Regions from separate parts of the Homo sapiens genome. Here region 1 is linked to region 2. A link is a contact called in ENCODE Hi-C or POLR2A ChIA-PET data. All regions are on one chromosome and are shown on one strand. The core of a region is the stretch at or near the end of the contact, and the rest is flanking DNA. Distances in the headings are between cores, read along the strand shown.

Region 1 (2,854 bases), core at 317-2,816, 39 kb after region 2:
CTCTAGCAGGACCCGTACTCCACAGGGTGAGTTCACAGGGCCAAGGCATTCTGACTACCCAGAGGGGTGCTTCCACCCCCACCCCAACCATGTGCTGGACACCTGGGATCCCAGAAGCTCCTGAAGGGCCCAGCCTTGCTTCCAATACCCGTCTTCCTAAGGGCAGACTGCCACTCTGCTGTTCCTGCCACAGGCCCATGAGGTGGCCAGGGCTGGCTGTTGCCTTGGTTGTGCTGGCTAGGGCATCCACGCAGTGAGGGATGGAGCCTGGGATGAGGCAGGAAGGAGCCAAGGGCCAGAGACTGCCTTATTCCAGCTCAGAACTCTAAGGAGTCCTGGGGTTCTCAATTCACAGTCATCCTTTCAGACCAGCACAGTGCATTGCTGGAACATTCTGTCTGTCCAACACAGTAGCTACTAACTACGAGTTGTTATTGTACACTTGAAATGTGGCTGGTGCAGCTAAGGAATTGAATTTTTAATTTTACTTAAGCTTATTTTAAAATTAAATTTAAGGCCAGGCATGGTGGCTCACGCGTGTAAACCCAGCACTTTGGGAGGCCAAGCCAGGCAGATCACTTGAGGTCAGGAGTTCAAGACCAGCTTGGCCAACATGATGAAACCCCATCTCTACTAAAAATACAAAACTTAGCCAGGCATGGTGGCTCATGCCTGTAACCTCAGCTACTCAGGAAGCTGAGGCAGGGGAACTGCTCGAACCCGGGAGGCGGAGGTTGCAGTGAGCTGAGATCGTGCCACCGTATTCCGCCTGGATGACAGAGTGAGACTCGGTCTCAAAAAAAAAAAAAAAAAAAGTAAAATAAAATAAAATTAAATTTAAATCGCAACATATGGCTAGCGATTGCCGTTTGGGACAGCCTGTTCCACGCCATCATGAAGGGCTGCGTGTCAAGGCAGGGAGAGAGATGGTGTTGGACTTAATTTGCTTGGTGTATTTAGACAGAAGGTTGGTGGGCCTCCACTTGTACTCTCCTCCTGGCTCCTGTGAATTTTAGGGGCTGTGAAGTGCTTTGCTAATCTTCATCACAATGTTCTAAGTTATTTATGATCCCCCACGTCTACAGATGAGAAAGTAACTTGCCCAACTTTTTAGAATCATCCCCAGGACTTGAGCTGGAACTGGAATGTACGCCTGTCTGCCTGCACGATGTGTGTGGCCCTGGACCAGCCTATTTTTCTCAACCATTATTTAATTTAATCCTAACATAATGCTCAGATGCAGGTGGAAACCGCCTCACTTATACCCAGCACCACACTAAAAGTTATGAATCACCACCCCGATTTTACACAGTGGAGGAAACTAGCTCTGAGAAAAAGAGGTCTGCTCGAATCTGCATGGAAAACCACAGCGTTGAATTTCATATGGCAGGCAGCATTCTAGGGGATGACAGTGATGACTGCTTCTTATGAGAGTTCCCTTAAGTGTCGGGATTTCAATGTAAGCTTGCAAGATGGTGCTGGATTCTGGCTGGAAAGTGATGTCTTCCTAAAACTGAGCATGCTGGCCACTGAAAGCAGCCAAGTCATGTTTGTTATTGCTGTGTGTGGAAAAATTCACAGTTTATTCCTCAACCAGTCCGACCAGTTTGGGGCTGGAGTTATAAGATGTCTGTGCAGACCAACTCCCTAAGAATCAAGGCTGGAATGTGCCCAGAGGTCTCTTGCTGTCACATGCTTAGCAAGGTACCAGGAAGGGCCTCCCACCAGCTTGCAGAGCCATGGAGGTGGAGGCATTGAAAGTTTCTGTTTATTTTATTTTATTTTTTTTTGAGACAGAGTCTCGCTCTGTCGCCCAGGCTGGAGTGCAGTGACGCGATCTCGGCTCATTGCAACCTCCGCCTCCCAGGTTCAAGCGATTCTCCTGCCTCAGTCTCCTGAGCAGCTGGGACTACAGGCATGTGCTACCACGCAGGGCTAATTTTTACATTTTGAGTAGAGATGGGGTTTCACCATGTTAGCCAGGCTGGTCTCGAACTCCTGACCTCAGATGATCCACCCACCTCGGCCTCCCAAAGTGCTGGGATTACAGGCATGAGCCCCCGCACTCAGCTAAATGTTTCTAAGAAGCCACCGATGTGCCAGGTGCTGGGCTCCTTTGTCTCTGCATTTCCTCTCATTTGATTCTTACAGCCACCGTGCAAAACAAGTCTTGCCCCTTGACAGCCCAAAGAAAAGCTTATTGAGTTGTGCATTCACTCATTAATTCAGCGATTACTTCCTGGGCACTAGGTGCCAGGCACTGAGCAAAATCTGGTCCCTGGCTTCATGCGGCAGACAAGCTAAAATAAGGAAAAGAGCTTCATAAAGGAGATAATTACAGCTCAGGGCCAGTGCCTTGGAGACACTGCAGATTCCAATGGAGTTGTTAGGGAAGGGGTGTTTCTTCTGAGACCTCAGGGTTTGGGGAAGAACCAGCCTCAGGGCCTTTGCACTGCCTTCACCCTCTACCAGCAATGCTCTTGCTTCTGGGCCAAAGAATCAATGCAAAGGCCCCAGGCACAGGGTCTGCTTCTCTCCATGTGACTTTGGACCAGTCCCTTTCCTTCTCTAGGCCTCAGTTACTTCTACAAATCGAGACTGAATTAAACAAATTTCCGAGGACCCTTGCGGTTCAGCTGCTAAGTTGCAGTAAACTTTTCATGCTCTCCAACAAAAATGCTGCTATCCCTAAAATAGGTTGGTTTTAATTATAAAAGCCATTTTGAGCCAGGTGTACTGGCTCATGCTTGTAATCCCAGCACTTTGGGAGGTCAAGAGAGGAGGATCACTTGAGCCCAGGAGTTCGAGACCAAGCTGGGCAACATAGTGAGACCCTGTCTCTACAAAAAATACA
Region 2 (2,965 bases), core at 268-2,767:
CTCCCACCTCAGCCTCCCAAGTAGTTGGGACTACAGGCACGCACCACCATGCCCAGCTAATTTTTTTTGGTAGAGACGGAGCCTCAATATGTTGCCTAGGCTGGTCTTAATTCCTGGGCTCAAGTGATCCTCCCGCCTTGGCCTCCGAAAGTGCTAGGATTACAGGTGTGAGCCACTACACCCGGCCAACATAAAAAAAAAAAACTGATGGCTGAGATCCACCTTCAGAGATTCTGCGTCAGTGGGTCTGGAGTGAGGCCCAGCACTGATACATTTAGTACTGCCAATCAGGTGATTCCAATGTGTGCCAGGGCGGAAGCACAGCCAGACCACACAGCTGTCAGGAATGAACGGCCCAAGGTGCTGGCATGTGCTCTCAGCCCAGACCGGACCATCATTATTCTCAGCTGGGTTGCATAAAGGCCAGTGCCACTGCCTTTTCTTACTCTACCCACAGAGCAAATGACTGGTTCTTTCTTTAAGCAAAATACGTTAAGATGAGTTCATTAACTTCAATCAGTGCATATAGCAAGTTGAATACGAATTTCAGGCAATGGCAACACACGAAGATACACGAATAATAGGGAAGCTCAGATCAAATTCAGGCATTGTTTTGCCCTCTTGATAGGCCAGGAAGTTGAAGTTTCTTTTTAACTATTCTGTTTACTTATTTATTTTTTGAGACAGAGTCTCACTCTGTGGCCGAGGCTGGAGTGCAGTGGTGCCATCTCAGCTTACTGCAATGTCTGCCTCACAGGTTCAAGCGATTTTCCTGCCTCAGCCTCCTTAGCATCTGGGATTGCAGGCGTCTTCCACCACGCCTGGATAATTTTTGTATTTTTAGTAGAGACAGGATTTCGCCGTGTTGGCCAGGCTGGTCTCGAACTCCTGACCTCAAGTGACCCGCCAACCATGGCCTCCCAAAGTTCTGGGATTACAGGCATGAGCCACCACTCCTGGCCCGTCTTTTTTACTATTCTTTATAGTTTCTGAGAAAAGCCTTTGGTTCCCGTTCGTTATTTTTTAAATAGGTACATGAAACATTTTATGTCTCCTTCTTCCAAAAAGAAAATAATGAATTAAGTGGCTCTTTATGTATGATTATTAGAGGGGAGCATCGGGGCCTTTACTAAAAACAAAACAAAATGTAAAACCTTTCCCGTCTCTGCTGAAGGGGTTCCCTGCTGTGCAGCAGACATTCAGTGATCACAGAGCTTAGCTCAAGTTTCTCCTAATTCCCAGCACCTCTGATTCCCAGCATCTCTTCTTGTTCTGATCATAAACAACTCCAGCTCTTGGATTACGTCGGGCAACATAACAGCAGGCACGGAATTCTCTCTGCTTATTTAGAACCTAGTCTGAAGCAAGCTTTTTTTTTTTTTTGGTTAAGTCAAAAGTGAAACTGGAGAGGGAAAGCTGAGGGAACAATAAGAGGATTAAAGATTAGCTATGACACATGGCTTGGAAATTAACCTTTAACCAAACATCTTATAAGTAACGCCAGCGCAGCTTCCCTTGTGAATGTAAAGAGATCCAGGGCTCTTGGAGAGGGACAAGTGAGAGCCAGCCAAAAAGGAAAAAGCAAAGGCAGAAACGGCATCAGGAGAGACAGAGATGTGAAGGAGGGAAGGAGCAGGAGAGCAGGAAGGAAACGCAGGAGGAGGGAGCAGCATCTCCTGTGAACACAGAGGAGCACCTGTTTGCTGTTAAAATCGATCTCCCTCGGCACCCTGAGCAATGGATATAATATTTGGCAGGAATAGGAAAGAACAGCTGGAGCCTGTGAGGGCCAAAGTGACAGGTGAGCATTCTGATAAACACTGGGCTCTTTCTTCTATTTATTTTATTATTTTTTTTTTTTTTGAGGCGGAGTCTCGCTCTGTCGCCCGGGCTGGAGTCCAGTGGCTTGATCTCGGCCCACTGCAACCTCTGCCTCCTGGGTTCAAACGATCCTCCCACCACAGCCTCCCGAGTAGCTGAGATTACAGGCACCCACCACCAAGCCCGGCTAATCTGTGTGTTTTTAGTAGAGACGGGGTTTCAGCATGTTGGCCAGGCTGGTCTCGAACTCCTAGCCTCAAGTGATCCACCCACCTCGGCCTCCGAAAGTGCTAGGATTACAGGGGTGAGCCACTGCACCTGGCTTCTTCCTTGTGTTTAGATGGACACTATTTTTTCCTGATGATATAAGTAATACTAATTGTAAATTACTTTTGGAAAGTCTGGAAAACAGTACAGAGAGGGGACACATTTTCTGTGAAAATCTAGGTATTCTTTTACACATTATAACTCCGTTTGCAAAGGGAGGAGAGTCAGTCTCACTGTTCCCAGGAAAAAAGCATTGGAATGCCCCAGTGGGTACATAGACAATGGGATTAATCTGCAAACTGCTGCCTGTCTCAGATGCATGATGTATTTGTGCAAATGTATGCATTCTAAATTAGTTTCAAAATGCTTAGAGGGGCGTGCATGAGCTCCCACGCATGCACATCCACCACGCACACTTGCAGGGGATTGCAGAGTCTGATGTGATTTTCTCTCAGGAACTCACAGGTGTGAGCTCCTGCAGAGCCTATAGGAGTAGGACCTTCTATCCTTTAGAGGCTCTGTGTTTCGCTTAATCTTTTATATCTCTTTTTCCTCCTCTTTTGAGTTGCCACTTTCCTGGTACCATTTCGACTCTAAAGGGCAGTTCCTGGTTCTGGACTCCCGGGTCCCCAGAGTGGTGCTCGCTCAGTTTTAAGAACAGCTGAGTCAGCTCAGGCCTGCAGGCATTTTCATCTGCTAGATGGACTGGAATTGTTCATAAGGAGAGGACAACTGTGAGTGATTTTCGTGAGAACATCAGATTGAAGCTTTTCAACTGAGCAATTGCCTTGGGAGTCTTTTGAAACAAAAAAAAAATAGCTTTTATGTATATATTTTCCTGGTTACAAAGGTAAGGCACAATCTATAGCTATCAATC

Evidence for each region. A loop is a pair of places that touch in the nucleus more often than their neighbours do. ChIA-PET counts read pairs that join two places held with the same protein, here RNA polymerase II (POLR2A). Pooled maps may share reads with other maps.
Region 1: a pooled map shows a loop between it and region 2 (2.2-fold over the local background). The contact joins the enhancer-like site here to the promoter of BCO1 in region 2. A Hi-C loop is called at or near these places in 3 of 168 maps with a recorded cell type or tissue (cardiac septum, heart left ventricle and sigmoid colon) and 9 of 50 pooled maps. POLR2A ChIA-PET finds 5 or more read pairs at or near these places in 7 of 52 experiments (A673, BJ, Caco-2 and 4 more).

Annotation. Positions count from the first base shown.
Region 1 is chr16:81,276,270-81,279,123 of GRCh38, forward strand. All of the region lies in intron 7 of BCO1 (beta-carotene oxygenase 1), which reads left to right. Among named protein-coding and RNA genes, the nearest start is that of GAN, 37 kb to the right of the region's middle. Within about 2 kb of position 1,567, at least 7 of the 41 ENCODE cell types and tissues checked have a DNase peak (open chromatin) inside an H3K27ac peak, as active enhancers do; they include PC-3 and PC-9, where a contact is called at or near this core.
Region 2 is chr16:81,237,172-81,240,136 of GRCh38, forward strand. It overlaps BCO1 (beta-carotene oxygenase 1), which reads left to right and starts at 1,518. Exons shown (of 11, transcript NM_017429.3): 1 at 1,518-1,801. The coding sequence starts at 1,738.